7 separate regions of the Mus musculus genome follow, and regions 2, 3, 4, 5, 6 and 7 are each linked to region 1. Evidence: chromatin loops called from intact Hi-C (ENCODE). Cell type or tissue: left cerebral cortex. All regions are shown on one strand. Links, peaks and the distances in the headings refer to the core of each region. The heading gives the core; the rest is flanking DNA.

What was found. A loop is a pair of places that touch in the nucleus more often than their neighbours do. Peaks named below come from ENCODE experiments on the same cell type or tissue, not always from the same donor. Only the 100,000 strongest peaks of a DNase experiment are listed, where the experiment ranks them.
Region 2: a loop joins it to region 1, with 2.6 times the contacts of the local background. A loop is called at or near these places in 7 of 42 quality-filtered maps.
Region 3: it touches region 1 in a loop (10-fold over the local background); 2 of 42 quality-filtered maps call a loop at or near these places.
Region 4: it touches region 1 in a loop (8-fold over the local background); 22 of 42 quality-filtered maps call a loop at or near these places.
Region 5: it touches region 1 in a loop (3-fold over the local background); 5 of 42 quality-filtered maps call a loop at or near these places.
Region 6: a loop joins it to region 1, with 10 times the contacts of the local background. A loop is called at or near these places in 22 of 42 quality-filtered maps.
Region 7: it touches region 1 in a loop (3.0-fold over the local background); 16 of 42 quality-filtered maps call a loop at or near these places.

What each region holds. Positions count from the first base shown.
Region 1 is chr11:36,218,915-36,223,264 of GRCm38, reverse strand. It overlaps Tenm2 (teneurin transmembrane protein 2), which reads left to right. Exons shown (of 29, transcript NM_011856.4): 6 at 1,735-1,857. Among named protein-coding and RNA genes, the nearest start is that of Gm46251, 57 kb to the right of the region's middle. In left cerebral cortex, for the core only: a CTCF peak has its summit at 1,836 (motif pointing left); DNase peaks (open chromatin) are centred at 1,178, 1,823, 2,334 and 2,553; H3K4me3 peaks cover 279 bases; H3K27ac peaks cover 791 bases.
Region 2 is chr11:37,184,002-37,188,351 of GRCm38, reverse strand. It overlaps a transcript of Tenm2 not described here. Among named protein-coding and RNA genes, the nearest start is that of Gm51890, 200 kb to the right of the region's middle. In left cerebral cortex, for the core only: a CTCF peak has its summit at 2,031 (motif pointing right); DNase peaks (open chromatin) are centred at 1,567 and 2,023.
Region 3 is chr11:36,488,479-36,492,828 of GRCm38, reverse strand. All of the region lies in intron 2 of Tenm2 (teneurin transmembrane protein 2), which reads left to right. Among named protein-coding and RNA genes, the nearest start is that of Gm33585, 130 kb to the right of the region's middle. In left cerebral cortex, for the core only: a CTCF peak has its summit at 2,516 (motif pointing right); DNase peaks (open chromatin) are centred at 337, 2,591 and 3,952.
Region 4 is chr11:36,530,453-36,534,802 of GRCm38, reverse strand. The region is part of intron 2 of Tenm2 (teneurin transmembrane protein 2); the gene reads left to right. Among named protein-coding and RNA genes, the nearest start is that of Gm51889, 160 kb to the left of the region's middle. In left cerebral cortex, for the core only: no CTCF peak of the experiment used is centred there; no DNase peak of the experiment used is centred there.
Region 5 is chr11:36,672,750-36,677,099 of GRCm38, reverse strand. All of the region lies in intron 2 of Tenm2 (teneurin transmembrane protein 2), which reads left to right. Among named protein-coding and RNA genes, the nearest start is that of Gm51889, 23 kb to the left of the region's middle. In left cerebral cortex, for the core only: a CTCF peak has its summit at 1,994; DNase peaks (open chromatin) are centred at 345, 478, 1,165 and 1,977; H3K4me3 peaks cover 1,687 bases; H3K27ac peaks cover 1,697 bases.
Region 6 is chr11:36,524,882-36,529,231 of GRCm38, reverse strand. The region is part of intron 2 of Tenm2 (teneurin transmembrane protein 2); the gene reads left to right. Among named protein-coding and RNA genes, the nearest start is that of Gm33585, 170 kb to the right of the region's middle. In left cerebral cortex, for the core only: a CTCF peak has its summit at 2,635 (motif pointing right); DNase peaks (open chromatin) are centred at 1,576 and 2,640.
Region 7 is chr11:36,043,421-36,047,770 of GRCm38, reverse strand. It overlaps Tenm2 (teneurin transmembrane protein 2), which reads left to right. Exons shown (of 29, transcript NM_011856.4): 23 at 130-1,004. Among named protein-coding and RNA genes, the nearest start is that of Gm42072, 48 kb to the right of the region's middle. In left cerebral cortex, for the core only: a CTCF peak has its summit at 1,934 (motif pointing left); DNase peaks (open chromatin) are centred at 485, 712 and 1,903; H3K4me3 peaks cover 361 bases; H3K27ac peaks cover 343 bases.

The DNA of each region.
Region 1 (4,350 bases), core at 213-4,212:
CAGCTGGCTCCAGGCAAGCTCCGGTAACCCAGCGGTATCGGGTTTTTTTTTTTTTTTTTGAAAAAATCATTTTAAAACAGCTAATTCCTTGGCTCCCTTCACCTGGTAATTACAAATCAGAAGCTATCGTTATCTTGAAGCAACCACGATTACTTCTCATTTCCTGACCTCTGTATGGTGAAAATATGTCATTATTTGAGGCAATAGAATCTGGTCTCTTCAAGTAAGTGACCTACATATAACAGATAAACTGCAGGAGAAAATTAGGTGTTACCTCGACGGAGAGAGTACAGTAAATGTCACTTACTCTTATTAGTATTTATCATCTGGGAAAGTTGCGACCGTTGGGCCTTGCACCTCATGGAAATGGAGAGCCAGAAAATGTGGCTTGAGGTGGAGAAGCCTGTGAGAGAAAAGCAGACACGGACTCTCCCAGGTACCTTGCCATCTTAATCTGCCACCATCAATCTAAGCTGCATTGTGTGAAGATGGGTTTTTAACCTTAATAGAATAGAGCCTGACTTTAAGTGGTGGTAGGCATGCAGAATTAATTGCTATGTGAACAATTTCCTAAGCATTGTTAATTGTGTTTCCTGTGGTTAATTGTTTCTCCCATCCCCACCTTCAAACTCAGAACTTTCCTGTCAACAGCCCTTTCTCTCCTGCGGAGCTACTACGAATGTGGCAGCAGGCATCAACCTGTGCCCATTGAAATGCCAGACAGACAGGGCACAGTTGTTGTTTGCGTGGGAAATATACAGGGGATGGATTCCTTATTTATTTACAAAGGAAGCGTTTCTTAGATGAGGGCCTGGAAAGAACAGAGGTGTTTCCCTCCCCCTTGGTAACAATACAACCAGGATCCATCAGGGAGAGATACGGACACTGAGTTTTCTAAAAATCACTCTAGGTATCTGCACAGGCTAAGTGACAAGACCAGAAGGCTGCCTGGAGGCAGAGGTGGCAGCGTACATGGAAACCAACCTCTGAATGCATGCCTGTCTCCTGAGAGCAAGTGCTTATGGGAATCTCATCTGTGTCTCATGCCGTACTTGGGGGAAACAGAATATGCTGTGTTTGTTTTGCTTTTTTCTGGAAAAGGCTCTACCACTATTACACATATGCACACACATTCATGCACACATATGCTCACACACACACCTTAAGCATTTTCACAGTGTGCTAAAAAAGATATGCATTCATCATGAATACAGGGAGAAATTATATATATTCAAACTTTGGCACAGTTAGATAGGCATGCTCTAAGTGGGCCGGAGAGATTGCAGATACCTCTGGCTGTGGTGGCATTTTAGGGTCGGTCAAATGGGAGCAGTGTAGCCTTATTTCTGAACTTGACTCACATTTTGAGTAGCTGGGTGAACCCAGCCTTTGCCAGTGCACCTGTCTAAAAGCATTCATGTCAGATGTGTGGCCAAGCAGGCGAGTGATGAGTGACCCCATCCTGAAAGATAAAGACCTATATGCAGCCTCCCTCCTCCACTTCCCACAAGGGGTGCTGCCCCTGAGGCTGGGAACTGCAACAAAGCAGAGACAGAAGCTCTTAGATTGCCACTTTCTATATTTTAGCTAATCCTGACGGCCTGGGGCAAGCCATTTTTGAACTGCAGTTTCCTTAAAAGGCAGTCGCTTGGAAAAAGGCACCTGGCCCTCCCCCTTGACATTTGCATTGCTGAATTATCTATTCATACTTTCATTACTTTGTCTCTCCTGCAGCAATGCATCTGCTCGGACTCAATTGGCAACTCCAGCCGGCAGATGGACACACCTTTAACAATGGCGTAAGGACCGGCTTACCAGGAAACGATGATGTGGCAACAGTGCCATCTGGAGGCAAAGGTGAGGTTACAGCTGCTGCTTGCCCTATTGAGGTCACAGGAAAAGTCAAGGCTCTTGATGGCTGCTACAGGTTTTTTAATCCAAGTCGTGGAAGGCATGTGAAAAGAAAAGAGAAGAAAGGAAAGGAAAGGAAAGGAAAGGAAAGGAAAGGAAAGGAAAGGAAAGGAAAGGAAAGGAAAGGAAAGGAAAGGAAAGGAAAGGAAAGGAAAGGAAAGGAAAGGAAAGGAAAGGAAAGGAAAGGAAAGGAAAGGAAAGGAGAAAGGGAAAGAGGAAAGGAAAGGAAAAGAGAAAGGGAAAGAGGAAAAGGAAGGGAAAGAAGAAAAAGAAAAAAAACGACTGCCTTTCATAGGTGCCCCTGTTTAAAAGCTGTTTGCTGTTCCTGTCTGTTAGCTGTGTTTGGCTGGAGTCACTTGGATCTGGCAGAGCGCCTGCTCCAAGCAGTGTGCATACCTATGCTATCTACAGCAACTGATTTGATGTAGCATGCCTGAAAGCATTCCGGGGCCTAAGCAGAAGCAGCAGCAGCAACAGCAGCAGCTGGAGCAGCGGCAGCAGCAGCAGCAGCAGCAGCAGCAGCAGCCAAAACCTGCCTGATCAGAAGGCAGGAAGCAGCTGGCAGTACAGGCCACTAGTCTGGGTCCTTCTCCCACAAGGATAGATACAACCTCCCTGGGGAGTAGTCTCGCCTGGCTCGCCTTGAAAGAGACAGAGCTGTTCTGCTTTGGGAAAGAATAGAAAGGACTTTTGACAACTTGGCAACAAAGCTTCCCTTTTTGGGCCGGGAGGAGGACAATAGGAGTGTTCATTGAGGCAATCAGGCGACTGTATTCGCGTAGGGGAGAAAAATAGGTGCTAACAAGGTGCTAAAAAAGCAGAGAGAAAAAAAACACAGAACCATGGGGAGGTGGGGACAGGAGCAATTAAAAGACAAGAGCAGCCAATGGCACAGCTAACAGGGCTGGCATTTGGTAATCTGGTGGCAGTTTGAGTGATTCGGATGGAAATCACATAAGCAAGGGATTGTATCAAAAGGGCTTCTCCAAACAGAATTTTTCAGTCCATTTCAGAGAGAAGGGTGGGGAGAACACCGCCGGAATATTTCAAAGAAAAAGAAAGGATAACTATCACATATCCAACATAACATAGTGTAACTTCAGCTCCAAGAGCAGGAATCTCATCTCTGAGAAATTCAGGCCCAGAATGTTCTAGAAACTGATCCAAATGAAACAGGATAGGCACAAACTTGAATTCGGGACTGTGTAATATGCATCTTCAGACAGGACGTGGGCTTTTCCTCTACCTGTGCTTTCTCCCGAGGAGACTCCAGAATTCCTCAGCCTTGGCTGTGTGTTACTTACCCTAATACGCTAATGGTCTCCCCGGGGCTGTCCTACACCTTTGGGTAGGACTCCTCGGCCTTTTCATTCAGTCTTTAAGAAACGCTCTTCCCATCCGTCATAATCTTAACGCTAAATCATCTTTAAGTAAGCATGAAAAAGTTTTATCTAAGGATGAAATGATACGCTTCCCATTATTATGTAGGTGAAACTAGATCTCAAAATAACTAACTGCCCACATTCTAACTGCCCACATTCTGCTTCAGCTGACCACAAAGCCCAGTGACAAATTTATTGCCCTCAGTTTTAAAATCTGTTCACCTCTAGTACTTGACCTCACTCCTTCCTTTTCTCCTTTACAACAATGGCTCTCATTTTTGCCCCTTGGGAGACATTTGGCAATGACTGAAAAGGGTTTGTTTTTGGGTTTTTTTTTCTTTTCTTTTTTTTTTTTTTTTTACTGTCACAATTGGAAGAGGTGCAACTAGTGGGTTAAGGCCAGGGGTGCTGTTAAATGACAGCCAGTACACTGGCTAGCTCCCTCCCTGTGGTGAAGAATTACCTCGGTTTGGAGGACCAACAGGATGGCTCTTAGAAGCCCTGCTTCATGGGGTCTCTGCTACATTTACCCGCTGCTGTTCTTTAGCCCACAAGTCAACAACCAAACAAACTTAGAATGCACATCTGAAAGTGAAGATGCAGATCATCCCATCATAGGATGTGGAGATGGGAGGGCTCTGGAGTTGTATATAGATGCTTTTGAAACAGTACCCTGAACCCAGGGATCTTCACAGGCCCCCCAGAAATGAAAATAGCCCCTTTTTCTTTTGTCTCCATTTCCCAACCCTACTTCCCTTTAACATCCCACACCATCACAGCCAGACAACTGAGGAAAACTCCCCTTCGAGAACAAGTCTTAGGAATACTTGTCTCTAAGGCAGCGGTTCTCCACCTTCCTAGATGCTATGACCCTTTCGTACAGTTCCTCATGTTGGGGTGACCCCAACCATAAAATTATTTTCACTACTACTCCATAACTGTAATTTTGCTACTGTTATGAATCACGCTATAAATATTTTCAGAGATAGAGGGGTTGTGACTCATATGTTGAAAACCACTGCTCTAGGCTAACAAATAGGGACATCTTTTTCATTGT
Region 2 (4,350 bases), core at 129-4,128, 970 kb before region 1:
TGAATGCTGAGTAATACAACCTTTGTGTTGCATTCATATATATGTGTGACACACATATATGTGTATGTGTGTGTGTGTGTATATATATATATATATATATATATACATATACATATACATATACATATACATATATATATATATATATGAATGAATACACTTTCTTCCCCCACCTCTCCTTACATACACACATACACGCATCCTGGCATGCTCAGGTGCATCTCTATCCACCAGACCAAACTTTATCACTAATGCCACCATGCAGTTGGGGAGTGCACTCTGCTTCCTTCTAGATCTAAATTTTGTAACTTACTACATGAGAATGCTTTTATGAAAATACCCAGTAAAACCCTTTCACGTTTATCAGTTTTGAATCTGTATTCTTGTTTATACATCTTCTGGTGTTATCGCTGGAGATTTGAAAAACAATTCTTAAACTTCTTAACAGTAAAGAATGAAAATTACAGACCCTCACTTTAATTAAGCTGAATTATATTTCAGTATTGTCTATTCTACCTCAGACAGCAAATTCTCTTTTATTGTTTGTCATATATGCTCTGGGCATTTGTGGTATCATGAGCTTTGATTGAGTAACTCCCACCCCACTGTGATGTGGTAAATTCTAGTATGAGAAATAGAGTTAAAATATTACCTTCCTCTCAAGTATACTATCTAGTCACTTAAACCCTTGGCCTTAAATATTAGTCATACCTCATGTGTTTTTCTCATAGAAGGTAATAGGGAACAACCTCTGAATTTAAATGTTCCCTTTTGCCCTCTGATGACTCCACATGGTCACATTAATATTTTAGTTTATCTGAACCATTCTGGCAGAGCAGATATGGGGCAGGTAGCTCCCTATCTCTACTATCAAATGTCTACCCACTCACTTCAGATCCACATTCAGTCCTGGAGTCCAAAGAAGTGAACAACAACTCTAAAGCCCTTCTTTACTGACCTTCTGATAGCTGGCAAGTCACTTTTTCTGCTAAGACCCAGTCTGTACATCTCTAAAGTCACAGTAGTATTTCCATCTTCATGACAAAGTTATTACTGCCAATGGAGATGGCCACCATTGCAGAATGTTTGTCTGAGATCCTGTGGCCAGGGCTTTTGCTTGTTCTCACAACCTTCATACAGTCAGCACCCCAGGTTTATTATCTTCACAAACACCTCTCCAATATCCAATCAACAATCTTTATTTTAATTTGGTTTGCTTAAGCTTCTGCCTAAGATCAATGTACGGCAGGTGCGATTCAGGGACCTGGCTGAACCTTATTAAGGTACTAAAACCTCTCATCCCTTTCTGTCTTTAGTGTCCTGAGGTAGAAGCAGCCACCTAGGTGAGTTACCTGTTCTACATTTTGAGAAAGACAGTCAATAGCTTCTCAAAATCAAAGCAGTGAAATTTTACATCTCCCAGAGAATCACTGAACATCCTGTATAGATGATGATTTTCTAACGCCACATTCCAGGATCACATGACTGACTGCCGTTTTCTACACGACCCATTTCTTCCTACTCATCGCCGTCTCAAAAGCTCACACCTCTGATTGGTGAATCAGTGCAAGCTAGAAGCCAGCTTGGTTTTCTTTGGCGTCTACGAAACCATATTAATTAGTTTACACCCCTAGATGGTGAAGACTTGTAAATGGAAAACGATAGAAGAGAAGCCAATGTCATTCCTGCATTTTCCTCTCATTTACCTGCAATGGGTTAGCCCCTGACTAGCTCACACACTCTCTCCTGTTACTTCCACCATGTCCTCTGTGTTTTCTAGGTATCCAGCTTTATTTTTCTATTACTTGCCCAGATCCTGATGCCAAGAACTGTGGGGCTCTGTCCTCTACGGACTCACTCTTTTCCTCTTCCCTCCCATTTGTTTGTTTCATCTTCCTGACATTTCTCTTTCCCCCACATTCTAGAGCCAGATCCTTGTTTACATCTTTGCCTCTCTCCTGGCTTCTGTCTCTATAGTAACAAAAACCTAAAGGAGAAACAAGAAATGCTGGGTTCTATCAGCAGGGGGCAGGAGAGTCCTGAGAAGAACAGGGAAGGAGCGCTACAGAAAGCCAGAGATTCCATCTTAATGTGTGAATGATTGCTGATGCCTGCTAAACACCTTTCTTCCCCATCGTTTACCTTCTCTTTCCTCTTGCTTAGAGGACCACTACCTGCAGTATCCTCTGGGGTGGAGTAAGATGTTAGAGCTGATGATCATAATCTCTGGTCGTCTAGTCTTGTTTCTGGCTGTCTACTACCTTTGCTTCAGACGCTGCTCTAGGGTTGTCTACCATGCAGAAACCTGCATGCCATCACTCCAGCAAGTCTTAACTTTGTAAACTTCAATGGGACCCAGGGACATGTAGCCTTTCAAAGTCATCCAGGCCTTCGGGATCTCTTCTCTAGAGAGGTGTCCCCGTACCCACTAAAACTGCTGTTTAAATATGGAAAAGCTCCGCCCCAGAAAAAGGGTAAGATCTTCTGAAAGGTGCCTCCCACAGTAGTAATTATCCCCAGAATCCCAGATATCTGCCTCATAAATATCATCCATTTGAGATACCCGAGGATATTTGTTTTGTCAGTTCAATGACTAATTTGGGGAAGCTTTGATTTCCACCAAAGCTATGACAGATGTTCAAGAGTACAGATTTTAAAAGTTCAGAATTTTGATAGACATCAATCTTGAGCCATGACTTCCATGTCCTCCTTGAATTAATAAATGTGCAGATGTCTACATGCTTGAGTCTCTGCCTCAGTTGTGAAATATATTTACAGAGAGATGTAATTAAAGTTACAGCAAGAACAAAATGAATGAGTTTCTCAGATCAGAGACCCTTCTTCAGCCTGCCTCATTTTATCCTGTTGCCTATTGTGAGTCTTGTAAAAAAAAAAAATGCTTTGGAGTCTTCGGGGCTACTTAGAACTGAAATGACCCCCAAGAAGGTCCATTTCACAGGATCAGGCTGTGAACAGCAGGGCATTGTCTAATCTTGCTTTGCCATAGTTAGAAGATAGATAGCCATGATTGCTGGATTAAAACACCCAGGTATGTGAGCATTAAATTCAATGTTTTGTCAGAATTCCACAGAGAACCAAGAAAAGGATATTAATTTTAAGTGAATAAGTACAATTTTACTCACGGTCTGGGGAATATTATAAGATTACAGGTATAGCTAATTTTAAGAACTTTATGAGCTTTTGTAGAATGCATACTCAAGGGTAAAACCAGCAAGAAATTGCATGTATATTATTGAACAACAAATAAACCACAGTAGAGATGCCGAGTGGTGCAACTGGAATCCTGCCCTTAGAATTTTGGTGGAATGCTGTCCCTCAAGCTTTATTGGGACCCATGTTCCTAGAGCCTTTGCTTTGGGGTTTTGTATTGTCAGCGGTAGTCATAAAAGAGTTAGGGTCATTGGTGGGAGGACTTTATGAAGGGACTGAAACCCCTAGAAAGTAAAATCATTGAAATAAACTAAACACCCTTGTGTTTTATTAGCTAGTGCTTTTCATAGCTCATAATAAAGTCAGCTGAGAAGGTCACTGCTTGAACAGTGCTATGCATATTATAGTGTCTGACTTCTCAAATTGTTTATAAGCAGACAGGGTGAGGATTTTAATAAATACCTGGCCAAGAGAACTGTTCTGGTATATATGCTTATGAATCAAGCAATGAAAAGTTGAATTGGATTCCTTTCCCTCTCTCCCCCTTACCTGCCTTCACCTGGGGGCAGCAAGCTCCAACTGAATTGAAACTATGATTACTATACTCTTTCTCTTCTTTCAGTATTTCATAATTGTAGAAATCATGGGGGCATCGCAGAGCCATTTATGCATTTTCTTTCTAATTCAGCCCAAGGAATTTTTCACTGTTGTCTTTGTCAGCTTTATCCATTTTTTTTCATCAAGTTGCTTTATAGTGGAATACAGGGATCCCACAGGAAAAAAAAATGTTTATCTAAAGGACTTTTTTCCCAGCACAAACCTTGAGGTGTGAATACTAGAATCAACATCAAGTGAGTTCATGGAAGCAGTGTAACAGGAAACCATCAGCAAGGTAGAAATAATAAACACAGAAAGCACAGGGGCTTTTTGGAACAGTGTCCACAGTGTGGAAGACAAGACACAGAAGTGTTAGCACAAAAGGAAAGTGTGTAGTAATGTGTGTCTGTGTGTGTGTGCATATGTGTGCACGTATGTGTGTATGAGTATGTGTATATGTGAGCGCATTTGAGTGTGTATGCATTCAAGTGGGCTTGTGTGAATGTGTGTGTATGTGTGATGCATATGTGCATGCATATGTGCATTAATGTGTATGTGCACGTGTGCACGTGTATGTATATC
Region 3 (4,350 bases), core at 119-4,118, 270 kb before region 1:
CTCTAGAACATAAAAGGCAGATTCTCTCACTTCATTTACGTTTGTTTAAATAGAATGAGTATGAGGAGCTAGCATGCAGATCAAAAACCACCTCGGAACCATCCCAACAGTCTTTTCAGACCCCATGCTTGAGTTGCATTAGCCTCTGGGGGTAAATATGTCTCCAGAAGCTAGAGAGGACAGATGCCCTCATCTCTCGCCAGTGTCTCTGTCTGCTTGGACACACAGAGTGTTCTCTCAAGAGTCTCAGCAAGAAACCTTAAGACTAGCATCAGTCCAGTGAGCAGCTCGGAGCACATTGTCAAGGCTACTTAGACAAGCCCCATATGACTTGTGGAGGCACACTCCCTCCTCCCACTCCCTATGCCAGCTGTCCCCAGCCAAGGCCATATGCCAGACATACACGTTCACTGCCCGGCAACATGTGACCACTGGTTCAAGTGCATGGATGGCCTGTGAATTGCCATCACACAGATATCCGTATAAACCCACGACACATCTCTGGGTTTTCCAGAGTTGCTGTGGTGCCCACTTTCCTCCCTGCCTTTGCTTTTCATCTTAAAGAGCTTATAGTGCATTAAAGTGCAAAATGGTCCTTTGCTGGGACTATTTTCTCATTCTCTATCATCTTCTTTGAACCGTTTAACAGTGTCCTGGTTACCTGTCAGATGGACAAATGCCCTCCTACGTTAACCACACCTAGTCCTCCGGCATTCTCTGTGACAGGGCAAAGCATGTGAGCATGCATGTGGGGGCTGCCTCTCAGACTTCTATTTTATTTTATTTTATTTTATTTTATTTTATTTTATTTTATTTTATTTTTTGAAGTTATTCTGAAGATCTCTTGGGAAGTAGTTGGAGGTTGGATTCATAAAACTTTAAAATGTCAGAGCTGGAAGGCAGTGTAAATTACATGTGGTCTAATTGTCTCATTATAATGATGAAGAAATTGAGTCCCAGGGAGGGTGAGGTTTGCCCCAGTTTACCCCGACAGAGACTGCACTGCGCAGTGTCTGTCTGTCCTTCATATTGCCCTGGGACCCCCAAGATATGGAAAGTTGCCCCGTGGGTTGGTTGTCCAATGCTTTTGTCCTATAGATACCAACACAGTTTATTCACAGGGATGAGAAGTCAGGGAAAGGACAGAGGGTGGGGTGAGGGGAAGCAGAACTCCTGACTCCCAGGTTGGCTGTTTCCCTGAACTTAACACTTAGTCCTCGAGCATTCCCAGGTACCCTCACTCTAAGGTTTTCTCTTTCCCGATTCCTTTTATTGTGTAGCTCACAGAAGGTTGGTAGTAGTACCTGCTAATCTTAAAGCATTGCAGCATCCCTCTGGCTGCCCTAAACCCTGACTGCATCTCTAAATAGTTCCCTTATTAAACTCTTCCCATATCATCCAGTCCGGGTGTCATCTAGTGTCGTGCTAGCTCCTTAGTTGATAATGTAGACTATAGAAACAAACAAACAACCCCTACCACCGCCTAGCTCTCTGCATCTTCACCAACACCATCAGTCTTCCATACTGAACTTACTGTGGATAGCTTAATACTTGGCATCAGTACTGCCTAGGTATGGTAATCCATGGTCAAGGATAAAAGCCTAAATTCAGAGTCTTGGGTTCAAACTATGGGTGGTTTTTTTTTTCAGCCTTTTGCTAGCTGTTCCTTAACCAGCTAATTGCTTAACTTCTCTGTCTCCATGAAGACACAATATGAATATGTTCAAAGGACTTTGAACACGTCAGTGCGCATTATTAAATGCCCCTAAGCTCCCAGCGTGTACTACCAGCTAAATAAATGTTAGCACAATCACTGTTCACTGTTAGAACTCTTATTCCATAGATGGAAACTTTTATAAGGACTGTGATTCCACATAAATAGAAAAACTTGCAGTTTGTCTCAAACCTTTTACACCGTCATAAAAGTTCACGAGGATAGAGATTAAGTTCCCAGGGATGCTGAAGAAGGGGGTGCGGGTGAGAATTGGGTGTGAGTCACTGGGGTGTGAGGACAGATGGGACAGGAATGTAGACTGCACCATGCCGGACAAGCCGGGATGTGCCTGGGGTCTCTGATGTGCCGGCCAGGGTTGGAATTCATCCCCCTTTCAATAAGATGATGGGTCTGGGAGGAGGCACGGTGTGTGTGATCTGTTGCCCCACGAGACTCCTTGAGAAAAAGCCATGAGCTGGATATTCCCACAAGCTCAGAGACACAACAGCTACTTTACTAAGGTGCTGATGGGCACCCACCTGGAGACAGAAGTTATTCAGTTGTGTCCTTTGTTTTGTTTTGTTTTGTTTTGTTTTGTTTGTTCCTATTTGTCCTTCCACCTGTGTATCTGATGAGTATTCAGACTTGAGAAACTGACCACACTTTATCCATGAGTTTCCTTAAGCTATCCTTATTCTTGTGCTATACTCTCCTTGGAGGAGAGCCTGAAGCTGACCATTCAGATAAAAGCCTCTTTCCCAGTTCTACCTCCCCCTGCTGCATTCCCTCCGCAGTGCTTTTCCCCTTCCTTCCTCTAGGGGGCAGTAAATTCTGACATGGTCCTGACATGGTCCAGTTTCTGCTCTTGTATCCTTAAACAGAAGACTGTGACACTCTTCTAGAAAAAAGGGAAATAAAGCCATCCCATCTTCTGTGGCCCGGGACGGCGACGACTCTCTGTTATTACTTTATGTCAGACAAGAAAAGAATTTAATACACTGTCGGAGGGTGTGGGAACCTCGGCAGAAGGCAATTGTTTTCTATATAGTCTCTGAGTTAGCTCTTGGCACTCACCTAAGTGAGGATGACCCTGGCTTCTTCTGATTATCCTCTCTTTGCTTATTTTCTCTCTTGCTTTTATTAGAATTTCAATTATTGGCCCAGAAGGTAATTACAGGGTAATTAACAGGCTATCCTGCTAGGTAGGTATTAACAGGGTCCCCTGAATGTGAATAAATGTTAATACCCATAGCTATCCCTAAATCTGGCTTCTGGTCGCGTCCACACCTTTATGTGCACGGGCTGACCCAAAATATATCACTGTGACACCGAAGTTCAGGACTATTGATAGCTAAGTAAAGGAGGGCGTTGATTCTCCCATTTCTACACTGCTGAAAGGTCACCCTCTCTCACACTCTCCTCCACTCTCGATATTCTTGGCACTCATTTTATTCCCTCATTGCCCTCCATGGTACTTAAGACCTTCTATCAAGTGATGTAATTAGTTATTGAGAAGCTATCTGTCTTCTTTCAACCACTATACACAAACTCCAACAGAGCAGAAACTTGGTATGTATCCTCTGATTTATCCAGTGCCTGGTGGATGCTCAGCTCACATCCAGTGTTCTGTCAATTGACAAGTGCCTAAAGGAGGTTACACACAAGTACACACACACACACACACACACACACACACACACACACACACACGCGCGCGCACACACAAAGTGTTCTGATCTTCTATTTAGAAAAAATATGGACTTTGATTGAACAAATTTCCTCTGAAAATAATATCCTATGATAATGTTAGTAATATCACTGCAAAAAAAAAAGGAGTTTTTTTGTTTTTTTTTGTTTTTTGTTTTTTGTTTGTTTGTTTGTTTTGTTGTTGTTGTTGTTGTTGTTGTTTTTAAATGGCTAATCTATTACTTTTGGATTATTAACAAATTAGAAAGAGAACGTCTTATTCCCTAATGCTACTCCAGAGCCATGAGTACCTCAGCAGTCCTGTATTAGAAGTTCCTGACTCACAGGGTTCTATCCCAGCACCCCCAGAGGAAACTGGAGGTTCCCACCTAGTTTCTAAGCAGCTCTGGAAGCCTTGCCTTTTCGCCTCCCACAGTAGCTGTATCCAGAAATTCTCACGTATCTGTTAGAACAGGGATGGAAACAGACGTGGTGCCAGGAAGACAACTTCCAACAACAGAAGCACCTGGGAAAGTTTCATCCACTTAGAATCATTTGTCTGCTTTCAGCAGTGAGCTCTGTGTGCCATGAGAAGCGGCTCCAGGCTGGAAAGAGTGAGGCAGAAAGAAACACAGTGTCTGACTCAGGCCTCACTGGAAGAATGTGTTGGTTTTGACTCTCAGATGGCCTTTTTGGAAGGGAATCAAAAGTGACTCTCAGTTGAAGCATGCACACACATAAACACACACACACACACACCTGCACGTGTAGGTGCACACAGCTCAGGATCTCCCTTGAGCGAGTGACATAAGAAGGTGCCAGCTCTTAGGAAGAAAGATCCCCTCCTGCATGGAAGGACCTCAGCTGTCTTTATTGCATGGGTTTCACCTGTGTCACATATTACATACAGCTTCTCTCTCAGACAGAAGGAATTACAGAAAACGTGAAAA
Region 4 (4,350 bases), core at 192-4,191, 310 kb before region 1:
CTCTATGGTTCCTTTATGAAAGAATCTTGATTTTTCTTGTTCTAGCACCAAGTCAGACAGAGCTGCCCTGTTCTTTGTAGCTGAGGCAAGGGTGTTTTAAAGTTGCTCCCTCAAATGCTAAGAAGGAAGTGGCGTGTCTGGAGGGTCTTGGTCCCTCACAATACATCTTGCTTCTGATCTCTTCTGCTTCTGTTGAAAGCCTGGAGAAGGCTTGTTAGGTTCTCTGCTAAGTGACTAGAAGAGAGAGGAAGTCATAGCAAGAGGCCCCTGACTCATGACTCAGTTCTGTGTATCCCACCTTCTTGTTTGGGACTTCCATCTCTGAGCACAGGATTTTCTCACTAGTAGTATACAGACCAAAAACCACTCTTCAGGGGTTAACCCTGAGCTACAGCTAAATGGGGTCATGTACCACAAGCAGCATTTGTAGCTACCAGTGCATGATGGGAATCCCATGTCATTTTCTGTTTTGTTTCCATTGTTTTTGATATTGTTTAGTGCCGGGGATTGGATCTAGGTATATGATAAGAACATGCTCAGGCATTAAACTGCACCTCCTATATTTTGAATTTTATGTTTGCATGTGGGTTTTTTTCCAGTCTCTTAAGATTGTGACAGAGTTGAAAAATGGCTTATGACTTGTACCTGGGTGATGGGGTGTTGTCTAAATTTTGTTTCTGTTGCTGGGATAAAATTTCCTGATGAAAAAAACTTAGGGGATAAAGTGTTGATTTCAGCTCATTGTTCCAGGTTACAGTACGACAGTATGTCATTGCAAGCAAGTCACTTGGCAGGAGCTTGAGATGACTAGTCACACTCAACCCCTAGCCCAGAAGCAGAGAAGGATGAGTTAACTCACATACAACTCGCTTGGGGGTCATTTTCTATACAGCTAATGGTTCAAGATCTCCTGTCTAGAGGATGTTACTACCCACGGTAGGCAGGCCTTTCCACCTTAATTAATATAATCAAGGTAATCAGCCACAGATGTGCTCACAGGGCAACCTGCTCTAGGCCATTTCTCTCTGATATTCTCTTCTTGAGCAATTCTAGATCGTATTGTTAACAATTGAAAGTAGCCATATTCATATTGCTGGAACTGAAGTGCGGGTACCGAGCTTTGAGTGAAGGAAAATTCTCCCAGCTTTTGAACAAACCCACAGTCAGTCAACACCGTGTGCTGCCAGCTTGAGGGTTCCTGCTGGGCCACACAGGAGTGTGACAGACTCTTCCCACCTTCGCCCAGGAACATTGAAAAGTATGGAGGTCCTTTTTAGTGAAAATAGTGGGTCCTGTCATGCAGCCTTGAGTACAAGGCCCATGGGATCAAGGAGGACTGGAAGGCTGTATCTGGAGGTCCCAAGGCAACTCTTTAGCATTCGTGCCTTCTCCAACAGTCTGCTCCTGTGTCTGCTCCAGCTTTCATCTCCCACCTCTCCTTGTCCTGTCATGTCTGAGGAATACACATCACTCCCAGGTCTTTCATCTGAGAGCCTGCACCGAGATCCAAGTTTTCATCAGCAATGGGCTAATGCCAGTTGGAATTAACAGCCATTCCACTCATCGGCTTTTACTGTCAATATTTATACAACTTCTAGATTAGGACCCTTTGGGGCAGGAGACCCTTAGAATGCACTCTGTGCTAGGGGTGAGAAGGGTAGGAAAGTGACGTTTTCATTAAATAAATAAATAAACATACATTGCACTTTATTTATGTTTTTAATAAGTGAAGTGAGTTGACCGGCTGCCACCGAAACTGCCAAAAATAAAATAGAGTTTTTGGCTTTTACTTGAGTCCTGGGATTCCAGTGGCCAGCGAGGTGGGGGAGGGGGGCGGAGATCTGCACATTGGTGAACTCCCTTTTCTGAAACAAGCCGTTGCCGCGTACATAATCCAGAAATCTGGAGACACAGATGGACAGGAAGTCCTCCATGATCTCTAGTGAGTAACATTTACATGCAGCCCCATTTAATTAGCTTCTGTACATCCTTCTCTATTACCGAGACCTCTCTGCTACGCGTTTTTACCTGCCCTTCCACTTAGTATTTTGAAGGCTTCATAAGCTCAACCCCAAACTGATGCCACTTACCCCATGTGAATTTCTCCAAGATGTCTTAGAAAGAGGTTGAGCGTATTCTCAAACAACTTAAAATAGCCAAAGAGTCCAGTATGAATGATTTCATCAGCACATTCTTCATACTCTAAATTACTTGCCTTTCTGAACACTTATCCACTTCAGCTAGGATGCTATAGTCTTATGTCATTCATCTTTTTGGAGGTTTTATTAGTGTTTAAAATACAAAAGTCCTTTTTTTTTTTTCTGGTACTTGAGGAAGCAGTATTTTTCCTTCCTGGCTGATGGACTTGGCAAAGGAAATGAATGTGACCTTCAGTGCGAGCCCCTGATAGTAATCGGAGCTTCATGATTGACAAGCTTCGTGTCCTTGCTGAGCCTTTCTGAGGCTCAATTTCTGGATCTACAGGTGGAGATAAAAAGGAATAAGAACTGTCATGTCTGTGAGGGTGGGAACGGTGTCCATTGACTCGCCGACAGTCCCCTAACCCTGTTCTGAAACACTATAATGTGCCCTAAGTTCGATTTAGAAGCTCCCAGGCCTGTGTTTGTAAACTGACACTCTGACTTATGTTTCAAGATGTTAGCATCATTAAGTCTCAAAAGCATTTTTAGATTATACCAGTTATTTTTTTTCAGAGTCTGGACCAGTCTGAAAGTCTAAATGTCTAGCATTCCGATGGTAATTCAATTTTCGGTATCATATCACAATTATTTCCTGACCCAGTGAGACATGTTGGTCTCCTCCATCAAACCTTAAGGACTTTTCAACAACCTCTGCAGAGAAAAGCACACAGGGGCTGGGACCAGTTTGCTTTGGTGTGTTTTGACATTTCTTTCGGGGGCGGACTCCACTCTCCACTTCCCCTCTACACTCAAGGACCCGTGTAAAACAATGCTCAGCTCACTGTCTGATAAATTATGTCCTATGCCTGAGCCTCACAGGAAGGCTAGTGAGGGATGAGTCACAGTTGCTCTATGGCTCAGTCTATATCTCCACAACAATGCCCTCTCCCTCAGCACAAGACAGTGCACATGGAAGTCACTAAGAAGAGTCTCTCCAGATGATCACAATGAGGACAAGCATTGGTGATATTGCAGAGCTGCAATACGAAACAAGGCTAGCCTTGTAGTTTCCTGGACAGGACATGTAGTGATTGGTGTCTGAACTATTGTATCCATTGCACAATGGAAAAATATGGGTGTATGGATCAGGATTTATCCAAATTTTAAGATAAGCCAACTTTCAAGCATCATTGAGCAGGCTCCAGTTAGGAAACTATGTAAACTACATCTGTAGTTTGAGTCATCTTTTTTTTTTTTTTTCCTTTTTAACCATCTGATAATGTGGTTACCAGCGATGTTTCAACCTCTCTGAATTCCAGCTTCTTTAATCTGCACCATGGTGAGACTCCACCCCATATTTAGCTTATTTGCATATGACTTAAAGACAAACCTTGTGAAACATGGGCTAGCAGTGAGGATGTGTGGTCCCTGGTGAAGTTTCTAGCATTCCTAGTGTGGGAGCAAGTAATGCCTCTCTACGAAGTACAGCATCCTGAAGAGAGGTGGAAGGAATTCACCCAAGAGCACAAGAACAGATCAGAAGCACAGTAAAGTCGAAGAGAAGAGGGAAGCTGTCAGGTAGAGATCCCGTTGCTAATGAAACATGCATCACCTTTCCAGGGAGATTTGCACTGGGACCACGTTTTGAAGTAGATTGGCCTAAACACTTATGAAGTCCCCATGATGTCATGTCCTTTCCTTGGATCAATACCCCTGGCTTCAGTGACATGTCACAAAGGACTAAACAGACAAGATGCTCTTTGGAGACAAGAATTAAGATTTTAGGACAGCACTTGGGATGGAGAAGTGTCCTAAGGGTTTGAGTTCAGAGGTTCCTCAAGAGCAGAGGGAAGCTTTAAACATCTGGAGCTGGGTTTCCAGAGGGAGAGGCTGTGCCTCTGAAGAGGGACAAGGTGAGATGAATATTAGATGAGCTGAGAGCAGTGCAGAATGAGAGGCAGTAAATAGTCTGCGTGTTGCTGTTGAAGCGTAGTGTTCTAACTAGCAGAAAGTAGACACTCCAGCAACCAAAACATTTGCAATAGGCTACGCAAAAGAAAGTCTTCTGCCTGTCCCAGCAGATATTCTACAAAGTGAGTTCTCAGCCAAGTGGCAGCGCTGCCCACTTCCCACCCCACCAGAGACCTTTGATTGTGTCCAGAGGTGTTGTTATTGTTGTGTTTGAAGGGAAAGGTGTCACTGGCATCTA
Region 5 (4,350 bases), core at 220-4,219, 450 kb before region 1:
GCCCTGGGAAGACAGATGGTATTTGAAATTTTTTCCTCTTTCTGAACTTCTGATGCGTTATAATAATTTCTCACCGGAGGTATCGGCAAAGGGCAGAGTTTATTTAAGTCTGGCTGCTTGGGTGTGTTTGGCTTGGCTCTTGTGGGTGAGGCGCATCTCGAATCTCCTGAACCTGAGGCAGGTTGACGGTTTCTAAATGGAGACTAAGTGTTGTCCCAAATGAAATATGAACTTAAAACATCAGGTGAGGGCACGCCTTAGAGAGGCATCCAGTAAATAATTAGGAGAACCGAGTTATGACAGTTTGGAGGGGGAGTTAACTCTGGAAGTGCTGTTGGATAAAGCTTTCTGGATTCGAGACCCCCTTAATGGCAGAGGGGGCTAATTAGAGACTCAAGTGGGAACTTTGATTTAAGCCCCCAAATCTAGGATACCTGTAGTGCTCTTCTAGAGGTAGCTTTAGGTGGACATTCCTTTTGTGCGCTATGAATGGGAACTCTGGATTGTATCTGGTGGCATTTCTCCTTTGACAAGCTCGGGGATGACGCTTTAAAGGGCTCGTATCTATTTTCACGGTGAACAAACAGAGACTATGCTCTATCCTTGAATCATCTCTCAGCACAGGGTGTTTGTGGCCGCAGATGTTGTTTTTAAAGTTTGGGCTATTTGCTGTTAATCTCACTTTTGGTGGATTTTGTTTTCATTGCCTCTGCTGTTAAAAAAAAAAAAAAAATGAAATTGTGACCGGCATGAATGAACTGATATTTGAGAATGGAGAAATATAATACAAATAAGCCAACTTTTGAAATTAAGCGTGACCAGAAATCTGAGTCCTATCCAGGTTTTTGACAAGCGTTACCCGACGTATTTAAGTTGGTTTTTAAATTACCTTGGTGGGCATAGGGGAAGTTCCTTACAAGTGTGCTGTTTGATTAAAGAGAATGCTTCCTGGGAAGGGAATATGGAAAGGTGATGGCCGTGCCTCTAGGCTTGGCCCTAGGAAAAACTGCCCTTCTATGGCTCTGTGGAGTTCAGTGAGCACAGAAAGATAGTATTTCACACATTTGTGTCGTGATAGAATGTTTTCTTGCTTAGTTTCCAAACTGGACTGGCTGTTTAACACCTCTATCTGGAGTATCTTGTGTTGCCAGACCCACCTAATGGCATCTTGTACATGCAGCTCATGGATTCAGCCTTGAGAGGGCATGGGGACAGGCTCGGTACTGGGCAAGGAGGAACAAGTGGAAAGTGGCTCTGGTCAGACAACGTCTGGACAACATCCAGAGTTTATCCCGGGTAGGAGTTTCCTGGGAAGGTCCCGGTACAGGTGCAGGCAAACGGAATTATTTTCTGTGGATTGAAGAGAGAGAGAGAGAGATGGGATCCAGGAAAAGCCATACAGCCATGGGATGCTGGGTAGATGTGTTGGTAGACACTGGCAAATTTAAAAAATAGCCTCACAGGTAGTTTTCCTCCTCTTCAACTTAAGAAACTTGACAGAATCATAAAGTGGCTTTCTTCAGAATTCTTTCTCTGTGCTGCCTTCTTGAATGAACTCTTTTCTGATTCTTGGTACACCTAAACATTGACGGCTTTTTTTTTTTCTTTCTTTTTCTTCTTCTCCCTCCACCGCTCCCCCCGGCAATTTTTTTCTAATGATAAGGATTATGCTTTAAAAGAGTGGTACGGGTTCAGAAAATATGCCCAGGTACCGTAACTTTATCACATATATTTTCTTCCTCTGTATATGAAAATGACTTCCTCAAGGTGAGGCAGTCATAAGTTTTAAATTATACCTTGTCCACTTACCACCACATGAGCCTCTGTCTCTCTCCTAGAAGGACACAGGACTAAAGTGCATGCAGAGAGTTGCCCTGTAACCCGGTGGCATCTCGGCTGGCTGGTGGCACTCTTTAGGGTAGATGGCAATCAGTGGTATCCCTACTCAAACTATCTGATTCATATAAATAGCATTTTTCTGACTTTTCCAGTAGATGTTGCTGGAGAGCAAAGAAAAGATTATTTCCACCCCCCACAGGAAAGAGAAGAAAAACTAGACTTACAAGAGGCAAAGAATCAGAGCCCTCTCTCCAAACTAATTTGCTAATTAATGAATTACATTGTATCATTACCTTTTATGTCTTTCTATAGAAAGCTATTCAAACTTGATTTAGATTTGTAAATGACAATTTGTCCTCCTTGGGCCCTATATATGATGTCTGTTTGCTGTTTTCCATTTTTGTTTTTGTTTTGTTTTGTTTTGTTTTAAATCAAGTTAGCTGCACATTGCTATTCAGAACATCCCATCCCTGAATGCAAAAACCCTTTAACATGCAAATATGATGTCAGAGGAAGAGCTGAAATAGAGTACCCGGAGAAGAGTAATGATCAAACGCATTATAAAAATATGCACCAGTTGCCAACAAGTAATGAAATATTAAGAAATTAAAAGCATGCAACCTCTAAAGTAATAGAATTTCATTGCTCTGAGACTGTTTTCCCACTGAATATTAAGTTCTTAATAGATGTACCAGTTAAAAAAACAAAACAAAAAACAAAAATCGAAAACCTACATGGTTTGTCAGTGAAGTTCTTTCATTATATGATGTTGAAAAATTAGCCCAATAGGATTTTCCTCAGAATGGGAAATGTAATTAACATTGGATATTAAGTGCCAGACTGACAAAGCAAAAGCCACACGGCTTGATGGGGGAAATAGAAACGCAAAAGCAAACAGGAGCAAGCGCTTAGAAGCTGAGGGGATCCACGCTGGAACTACTCTGCTGATAATCATTCTGATAAAATGACAAAGACATCCCAGGGGAACCCAGGATTCTAGTACCCAGACAGGAACTGATGCAATTTCAAGCAACCAATGACCTCTGTCTATGGGAATATTTGTTTTTAGATATGATCAATTAACCAATTTCAGTGGAGAAGGGGCATGTATTTTTTTTCCCCTCACAGAAGGGGATTGTTGGGCATCACAAAACCACTTTCGCACAGAAACAGAGTCCGACCTACGTCGGATAGCTTTTGGATCCTGTTACCTTAGGCAGACATGGCTCTGTGCTGGTGGATTTTCCTGATGCATTGAAGTATTTCTTCTGCACTTTTCACTCCTGAGGTGTGAAATGCTCCAGAGGCTGTTTTAATATAACAACCCCCATTTCTTCCTTCCTTCCTTTCTTTCTTTCTTTCTTTCTTTCTTTCTTTCTTTCTTTCTTTCTTTCTTTCTTTCTTTCTTTTCTGGGAAGGAAAGAGTTTATATTTAAAAGGCCTGAGTGTCAAGTACATCTATTTTGCAATTAGCACTAGAAGTCCACTGAGGTAAGGACAGCCCAGCTTTGTTCTTCGTTGATTTACGTACATATTTTGTTTGATGTGTAGTGGTTGGCTTGTTTTCTTCCTTTCTTAAAAAAAAAAAAAGTATAGCCTACATTTGCTGTATGATTGTATTTTCTGGGATTGTTTTACCTGTTGTTTGCACCTCTCTTCTTTCCTCATACCGTCTATAAAGTACTTCCTATATCAAAAGCACTACGAGTAAAATGCTCCCAAGCTTACCCAACAAAGAGAAACGTCTGCCCATCACTGACATCTTTATAGAAGTGGAAGCCACAGGGTGGACCTGGAAAGCACTGGTGAATACACCAAATGAGCCTCCCTCTGTCCCTCAGCAGAGCAGGCAAGAATAGGCTGGTGTGGATTGAGGGCATAGGAGAAATAGGAAATAGGAAAGAAGATGAAAACATGAAATATTGTGGGACAGCACCATCAGATGGAGCATGTAGGAAACATAGACCCCAAGCAATGAGGGATGCTACTGCCAGTAATGGGCTTTGAAGGACCAGACAAATTTGGGGTGCCCACGGGAAAGATGTCAGGCAGTTTGCAGACTAGTTGAAACTTGGTATGAGAGTAAGAAAAGAGTAGAATCATGACAGTAAAGTTTTCCCCAGGATTCTCTGAAACATCTGTCTAGATGACCTCTCTTCTCCAGCTACACTGCAACCTTCTGAAGCTATCAATGCTGCGACCGTATTAACTCACTTTTAAAGATATGTTGCTAGGACAAGAGGAGTGCATGCCTGGCCCCAAAGCTGGAGGCCAGTGCACCTTGCATTAGCTCAGTCACTGGTTGTAAAGTTGAGAACTAGAACTGAGAAGAGTGAATGTGGATGCTATTGTAATTATTGCGACTTCTTGTGTGTGCTGGAGATGTCTTGGACTCATTAAGACAGATTTGGTATGGGTATGTTTATTTCATACCTTTGTAAGAAAAACCTTCACCGTTGGTTAAAGACGAGGCACGTGGTTTAGAAGACGTGGTGTTCTCTCTTTGCTATT
Region 6 (4,350 bases), core at 167-4,166, 310 kb before region 1:
CCATAATTTAAGTAGAGGTATTGAGTTAATATTAGCACTTTTGAGTGAAAGTAGGAGCTCGGAGAAGAGGGGGTGATGATTTATCGTTATTTACATGCTATAACATTGCTTTAATCTCCCTTAGTTACTCCCATGTAATGTGCATTACCAAGAAGAGAAGGGAGCTGAGTGTGTGTTGTGTTAGAACGAAACCTACAATAAACTATAGCAAATGGAAATTTGGTGGGAAATAAGCATACATATTTAACATATAAACCCCTGTATTTTAGCTGCCCAATTACTTCCCTTTTAAAAGCATGTTGGTAATGCCAGCTCTCTTTTAACTGATAGGCTGAGAAACTTGCAGGCCTAGAGGCCTTTTGTTCATCATTTGCTTGACGTCACTCCTATTTTTAATTTCCATATAGACTAAAATTAGTGCCTATGGTTCATTATTGTCATTCAGGAAAATTTTATAAGCATATTGTATCACTGATAAATAGTGGTGAAATATTTCAGAGTGCTTTTTCTTTTGTGCCAAGAACAACTAAAATTCACGGGCATTAATTTCAGCATCACTCTTGGGACAGATTGCCACAAACGTTGGCTTTAAACTGTCCACCTATTTGCTTGTTCATTTATTTATTTACTTGGTTGTTTAGTTGGTTTGGTTTTTAGAGACAGGGTTTTTCTGTGTTGCCCTGGCTATCCTAGAACTCAGTTTGACCAGGCTGGCTCCAAACTCACAGAAATCTACCTGTCTCTGGAGTGCTGGGATTAAAGGTGTGCACCACCACCGCCCGGCGCAGCAGCTCTGCCCTGCCCATACCTGAAGTGTGCACAGTTAATAGCTGTGCTTCCGTGTGCAGAGGTGAAGTTACACAGGCCAGAGTCTGAGATTGAAGAGTGCTGCTTGCCTCTCAGCTGTTCCAGGGGAAACCCCTCCCTTCCTGTTGCCAGAGACTCTCGTTGCTCACATTGGGCTGCTGCAGCTCTTTCTTCAGCCTCTTAAACTAGCGTGAAGACATTTTTTGGCCTTCTGTTATTTAACGTATTTTGTTTGAATGAAGCTAGGAACATTTCTCCACAGAGGAGACTACCTGGATAATCCAAGAGAAGCTCCCATCTCTAGCAGCAACACCCATGGGGATAATCAGAAATCAACATCAAGCCCCTGTTGCTATTCTACATAACATACTCGCAAGTTTACAAATTAAGATGTGGATATATTTGGGAGTTCATTATTCTCCTTAGCATGCCTTGGGTTCTGTTTCAATAGGACTGGAGAGAACGATTTTCCCCCAAATCAGATAAATACATTTCATAATGTTTTGGGAACCATTACTTGTGACTGCGTTAGCTCTGAAATTAAATTAACCCAGACACAAAATTCTCAGTCAGTTTTCACACACACACACACACACACACACACACACACACACACACACACACACCTCAAAGATGCCAAGGAGAGCTCACCCCAGGACCAGTAAGCAGCAGCAGATGTCAGGGGAATCTCTCCCCTCACAGCTTCCCGCTACCAAGCCCCATGTGTCACCCTGTAGCCTACATGACTCGTTCAGAGAAACTCAGCTGTGTCCTTCTGGCTTCCCTCAGGCGCTGATTCCTACAAGCAGACAGTTACTGGTGTCAGCAAGCATGTGGCTATTGCTGGCTGCATGATTAGCTGTTAATATTTGGAAAGGGGACTCACTTGAGCCCCATCCCTTCACCTAGCAGAGATAAACCACTCTTGGGGCAGAGTCACTGGGACTGCTCCAAGATAAGGATGCAGTGTGGTCAGAACGGGGCACTCCTTATTTTCAGGGAAAGATGGAGTAGAGGAGGAAAGAGAGAGGGAGAGAAGTTGAGAAGGGGAAGAGGGGTAGAGAGGTGAGGTGAGAGGGAAGGAGAGAGAGAGAGAAAGAGAGAGAGAGAGAGAGAGAGAGAGAGAGAGAGAGAGAGCACCAACAAAGTGATTCTGTATTATTTTGTAACAAAAATGTATGGAGCCTTCCTTTTGGATTACAAAACAGTAGAAGAGATGGCACTTGCAAGATTCGAAGCTTAGCTTTGTGAGTTCTTAAATATGCTTCTATTTAGGCTTTGGGTCTTCCGTTCCTTCCAGTGTGGGTCAGCAGAGAAATGAGGCAATGTCTTCGTGGCGGGTGTGATGAGGCAGCCAGCTACAACCCTCTTTGCAGCTAGAATGACAGTTTGGGACTTCTTCATCCCTGCAGGACTTGAGCACAGTCGTCAACGCATCTGTCGTTAAATACACATGAGGTTGTGTGTTAAGTAATTATAACTCTATTGGAATGCTATTTAAGAATTAGGCATCATTTTAGTCAATGCCTTTAAAAGCTCACTTTTAGTCCCATTGTGGACAACGGCCCACTCAGCACAGAAAAATGAGTGGGCGGCCCTTTGCCCAAGGATCCTGAATCCTGGCATCTATATGTGGTTTTAATATGGGGAATAAATTTCAGGTGCCCTGCCACAGTTATCCCACCTGAATCCTCACGCCATGGTACCCAGGCCTTGCTCGACGGGGTTCTTATTCTGGGGGTTAGTCTGGTTTCTTTCCTATGCCTTTATTCTCTAGATCTCTGTTCTGGTCTCTCCTTCCTCCATAAGTGCATTCTCAACACGGCCACCAGAGGGCGCGAGGTACAGCCAGATCAAGTCTCAGCTCTCCACGGGCCTGCCATGTCTCTGGGGATAAGATGGGAGAGTCCTTGAGTGACAAGAGAGTCTTTCCACCATTCGAAATCTGTTTCATCTCTTCTGCCCACTGCCTTTGGTTGCAGTCCCAGACCTCTCTGTGTCCTTCAAATTTTGGAAGGAATTCTTCCTCTTCCATCCATATCCTTGTCGTTATTTCCTCTGTGTCAGTGCCCTGTCACCTTAGATGCGTGTTCGTTTCCTCCCTTGCTTGCTTCTTCTGTGCTACTGACTTCCTGGTGCAAGCATATAGTAGGTGCTCAGGAAACAGCTTTTGAATTCGTGAAGGGCTAGACAAAACCAAGCATCCATCCTCTCAGAGACCTTTATTGACAGTCCCACATCGTTTCTCACACCTGTAGCTCATGTCCGACATACTTTACTCAAATATCTCATTTCCGTAGTTGGAGAGAATGGCTGACCATCCAGTACACTCCAGAGTAAAGAAGGGCCTCTTCCTTATTCAGTTTCCCTTCGCATGCTGAGGTATTGCGCCATGTGCTTCTTTCTATCTTATAGGGCAGTGGTTCTTTTTCTTCCTGATGCTACAACCCTTCATGCTGTGGTGACCTCAACTATAAAATATTTTCATTACTACTTCATGACTGTAATTTTGCTACTGTTCATAATGTAAACATCTGTGTTTTCCGAAGAAGATCTTCGGGGACCCCTGTGAAAAGGTCATTAGGCTCTTGAGGGGTCGCAACCCACAGGTTGAGAACAACGTCTATAGGTCCTACATCCTTTATAAAGAAGCAAGTCTTTTGGGCTAGAGGTTCTTTCCTTAAGTTACTGGTGGGTCCTAGAACTAACAAGTTATTTGTTGCATGAAGGAATGAATGGCTAAGTGAAAGTCAACCTGGTGTTCAGAGAACCGTCCAGCAACCTTATTTTTAGTACCTCCTGGTAACTTCTCTCAGGGCACCTTTTCTAAGGTATTTGGTGGTCTTCTTTCCCTCTCATACAAAAGAGTTCCCAGGGTTGAAGACCATGAGTATCTGCTTCATTGCTGTCCCTCATACTTGGTAGAACTCTGCCACCCAGGCCAAGCTCTGTAAATAATTGATGAATGAATAAATTGTAAAGAAAACAAGCCTTCATTTACCAAAATTGGATGTGTGCCTCACTTGTCAAGCACATGGATGTAATGTAAAAGACAGTGCCCAAGCCGGCTGTAAACCAGTGTTCAGGTGTCCCAGGATGACAGTGAGAACCACAGTCCTTCACATTGTGAAAGTCCCAGCAGGCTTTCTCCACACTGTGATTGACATGGAGTGGGACCAGGGGTTCCTCCAACCTTCCCTTCTTCCAGTCTTGCTTTAAGCATCTCATTGCATCTTGTATCATTGATACACTGATACCTCTGCTGTTAACAGGGCCAGAAAACTTCTTGCAGCATTCCAGTTGGGCTCTGGTGTGTCTTTTCTTCCCCAATAGTGGCCTTAATGAATGGCTTTGGAAAAGAAGCTTTGAGAAGAAAATCCTGGTTTTCTTTGTATTTGTGTTGTGACTTTGAGCAGGCTTCTTAGCCTCTCTAAATCTTCTGTATAAAGCAAAGGCTTTTCTTAGCAGGTCCTGGAGGCTGGAGAGATGGCTCTGTGGTTAGGAGCCACCTATTGTACTTGCAAAGGACCAGAATTTGGTTTC
Region 7 (4,350 bases), core at 231-4,230, 180 kb after region 1:
ATGCAAACAGGGAAAGCATTCACACACGGGAAATAAAATGAATATTTTTAAAAGCTAAGTCATTTTCTCCTAGACGAATAAAATTAACATGTTCGAGGCTGTTCTTGAAATGCCATCTGTCGTGTGCAGGTCCGTCTAGAATGGCCGACAGACCTCGCCGTCAACCCCATGGACAACTCCCTGTACGTTCTGGAGAACAACGTCATCCTGCGGATCACGGAGAACCACCAGGTCAGCATCATCGCGGGACGGCCTATGCACTGCCAGGTTCCCGGCATCGACTACTCGCTCAGCAAACTCGCCATCCATTCTGCGCTGGAATCAGCCAGCGCCATTGCTATTTCTCACACTGGGGTGCTCTACATCACTGAGACGGACGAGAAGAAGATCAACCGCCTACGCCAAGTCACCACCAATGGAGAGATCTGCCTCTTAGCCGGGGCGGCCTCAGACTGTGACTGCAAAAACGATGTCAACTGCATCTGCTACTCGGGAGATGACGCTTACGCCACGGACGCCATCCTAAACTCGCCGTCCTCCTTAGCCGTGGCTCCAGATGGCACCATCTACATTGCAGACCTTGGGAATATCCGGATCAGGGCGGTCAGCAAAAATAAACCCGTTCTTAACGCATTCAACCAGTATGAGGCTGCATCTCCGGGAGAACAGGAATTGTACGTGTTCAACGCTGATGGTATCCATCAGTACACTGTGAGTCTGGTGACTGGGGAGTACTTGTACAATTTCACATACAGCGCTGACAATGACGTCACCGAGTTGATTGACAACAACGGGAATTCCCTAAAGATCCGCCGGGACAGCAGTGGCATGCCCCGCCACCTGCTCATGCCTGATAATCAGATTATCACCCTTACCGTGGGCACCAATGGAGGCCTCAAAGCCGTGTCCACTCAGAACCTGGAGCTGGGCCTCATGACTTATGATGGGAACACTGGACTCCTAGCCACCAAGAGTGATGAAACTGGATGGACAACTTTTTATGAGTAAGTAGGCTTTTGACCAATCTCTATAGAGCTCTCCCCTCCTCTAGCTGGCATCCAGATGAACCACTCGCATCGTCTTTAAAACTGCCTAGTCACGTCTTGCTAACTCTAATGACTTCTTATAGCTGCAGGATATTCATGTCCCTTCTCCCGACTCCTAAATGATTTGCTCTGTCGGGCCTCTGATATTGAGCATCCTCCCTGCCAGCATTGGGAATTCCTGTTGTCTGCTTGCCGTTCAAACTTCAGGATATTGGACACGCACAGCACCTGGGAGATAAAGTGCTGATTAACCCCACTGATTATTCATGTTTGCCATGGGTGCGGAAATTAGAAACGAAGAGGGAGGGTCCCAGCGGGGCTTCTGTGATTTAACAATAGGTCCAGCAACACACTTGATTGCACAGACAGGTAGATAAACTCTGAATTTCCTCTTTAGCAGAAGCAGATCAATACAGATAAAGTGCTAGGTATATTAAAAGATGTGAGGGCTGGCCATATTTCCCCTAACAATTATCTCATACTTAATAGTTCTACCGTTTGCTTTGCCAAAAAGCTGTTTTCCCCAGCTCCTGAAGCGGCTTTGGTCAAGCAAACCTGCTGCTGCGGGTATTAACCTAAGAGCTGCTGGTTGGAGGAAGCTACTAAGCCTGAGTCCCCAATGACCTGCTGGAGACTGAATGGAATCTGCCAGCCTCTGGGCTCTCCACAGCAGTGAGCGAACGTTAGACATTAGCAAGTCCTGGCTTGCTTTCCGTGTGGCTGCCAGCTGAGAATTTAGTAAGTTAGGGAGGGGATACCACAGAGAGATGGAGGTGGGTGGGACAAGAAAAAAGAAGACTTCATTGTTGATCGCGCTTAAATCAACAATGTTCGCTTCCTGTTTGTACGCCAGTGTGTTTGGGAGAATGCAAAGGAAGCTGTCGCCACCTGCTGGCGGTTTTACTGCATTGCAGAATTGTTTGCCTGGTCCTGTCTTCCTTCTTGGGGCTTATGGGGACTTCTGAGCAGCTTCACATCCTTCAAGGTGCTGGTACTTGGTCGTCCTTCACTAGCCAGTGCTCTTTTCCTCTGTGGGGACCATCTGTATATCACCTTTAGTTCTCAGCACAGTCGGGTTAAGGCTTTAATCCACAAACCTCCCGGACGCTTCCTTCTGGCAACGGTTATATCAAATGACCTTAGACACATACATTGTAGCTGCTAAATCTCTTGAGTGAAGAGCAGAGGCCCTCCTGAATTAGGCCTAGGTTGGAGTCCAGTTCTGAAATTCGGGTGTAGGGATCCCACAGAAATGAGCTCTTTGATTGGAGGCAGCTTGCTGCCAAAGGTCCCCAGCCGAATGAAAATATACACTTGATTCTTTTTTTTTTTTTTTTGAAGTGTTTAATCAAGAGTTACAGTGAAACTGATTCACGTTTTCTCTTTTAATTTGATAGGCTTGAGAATGTGAGTAGATCCAAGCATCTAAATTTTCCGTTGTGGAGAGATTCACACATACAAGTTTTCCTTAGGTTCCCAAGGAAAAACTCAGACACAAGCTGCACTTCCTGTCAGGGGTGTAAGGTCCAGGTGAACATACACAGTGATTGCAGAAGTCTAGAGAAGGAGATTAACAGAAATGAAGAAAACTATGGGATGTGCTTCAGTGAGATGTTCCCCTCAGTTCCAGAATGTTCCAGGAAGTCCCAGCCTTGGAATTAAAATTTCCCCAGTTGCAGACTACTGAGTCCAGATAGAGTATGATGGCCACAGTCCACCTTAGAGGGAATGTCAAACTGCACAGCCTTCTGCAGGACAAAGCCTCGCTTGCCAGGAAGCTCCCAGCCTCGGCATCAGGGAGGCAGTGGTGTGGATGCCCGCTCTGAGATGTGCTTCCCGTTGGCATTGGACAAGTTTCTCAACCTCCCTGAGCGCCTGCGTTCACATCTGTCAGGCGGTAGCATCAGCTGCACAGGAGTTGTGGGTGTCCATTGTTAGCTTTAGATAACTTTAGAAATCAGCAAACCTTGGTATTCAGAAGCTCAACAAAAACGAGATGCTAACAAGACTGGAAAGAAGCAATAAAGCTCATCTCTGTCTCCGGCCCCTCCTGCCTAAAGAAGGATGCGGGTGTTAGACGGGGATATATGTCAGCAGCAGAATTGAGGGGTGCGCTTCGCACTTTAGTCCTCTCTGTGCTTGGTACTTGCTCACAGTTCCCACTTCTGTCGGTCCCCATATCCTGAGGTCCAGAGGCATAAAACATAGAACGTCCCTAAAGCCAGGCCCTCCAGAAGAGAGGCGCTATGATGTGTGCCCTGTGGTTGTGGCCAACTCCTCCATATCCAGCCAGTGGAAAACCAGCAGGTATCACACAGTCTAAATGCTGGCTTCCCGTGGGATGGAGTTCAGCAGTTATGTTATAGAAAGAGCAGGCTCTGTGGTCTTCCAAACAGGAATGGTTCACTCTGGAAACAGTTACATTCCTCTGTCTTAGAAGGTGGCTTTTGGAGAGCCAACCACAATGGAGATGTAAGAATTGAGCTTTGGGGGATCCTCCCGTGCCTCCATGTTTCCAGAGTAGAGAAGAGCAGCCTTGGTTTAATCTTTGTCTTTTTATCTATTTATGAGGCATAAAATGCTGTCCATTTCACTGCAGTCCAAATCCCCAGTACTTTCTCCATGTTTGGTGAATGGCTGCCACCAAGGTCCTGCCAAGTCTGTTGAGGTAAAACAGAGACCTCATTGCTGGTTATCACTGCTCTCAGTCCAAAGGGATAGTCCAGAGGTTCCTATAGAGAGAGCTGAATCTGCATATCTGTTGTGGGGGAAACAAGCAGCTGCACCCCCTCCCCCCCTCCTCCGAAAGTCAGTCTGCAAGCTAGGGAGCATGCTTTCCCCACACAGCCTGGGAGATGCTTTCCCGTGCCCTCCCCTCCACTTCCCCCAGAGTGGAAACTCTATTTCCTCCTCTCAGACGAGTGGCCAGCAGCAGCCTGCCCAGAACAGAAGTCCTGGAACTACGCAGGACCAGACTTCAAGTCCTGCTCCCGTTCCAGAGAATACACTCAACACAGTCCTTGCCTGGTCGATCTCTGCTGCTGAGCACTGTGCAAGACACCTGAAGCCCAAACATTATCGTTGCATCACTTTCTTATTTTAAAATACTTCTATGCGTCTAAAATATGAAAGGAAGCTACAATTACTAAACTATAGGAATAGTCGAATAAAACAACAATTAGTCAAAAATCCCACACAGAAAAATACCATTTAATACTTATACGTCTGTATTTTCAGAGATGCTTATCTACGCTTGGAAACGCATGTGCTGGGGACAAAATGTTCTTTGTTTTTCCTTTTCCAC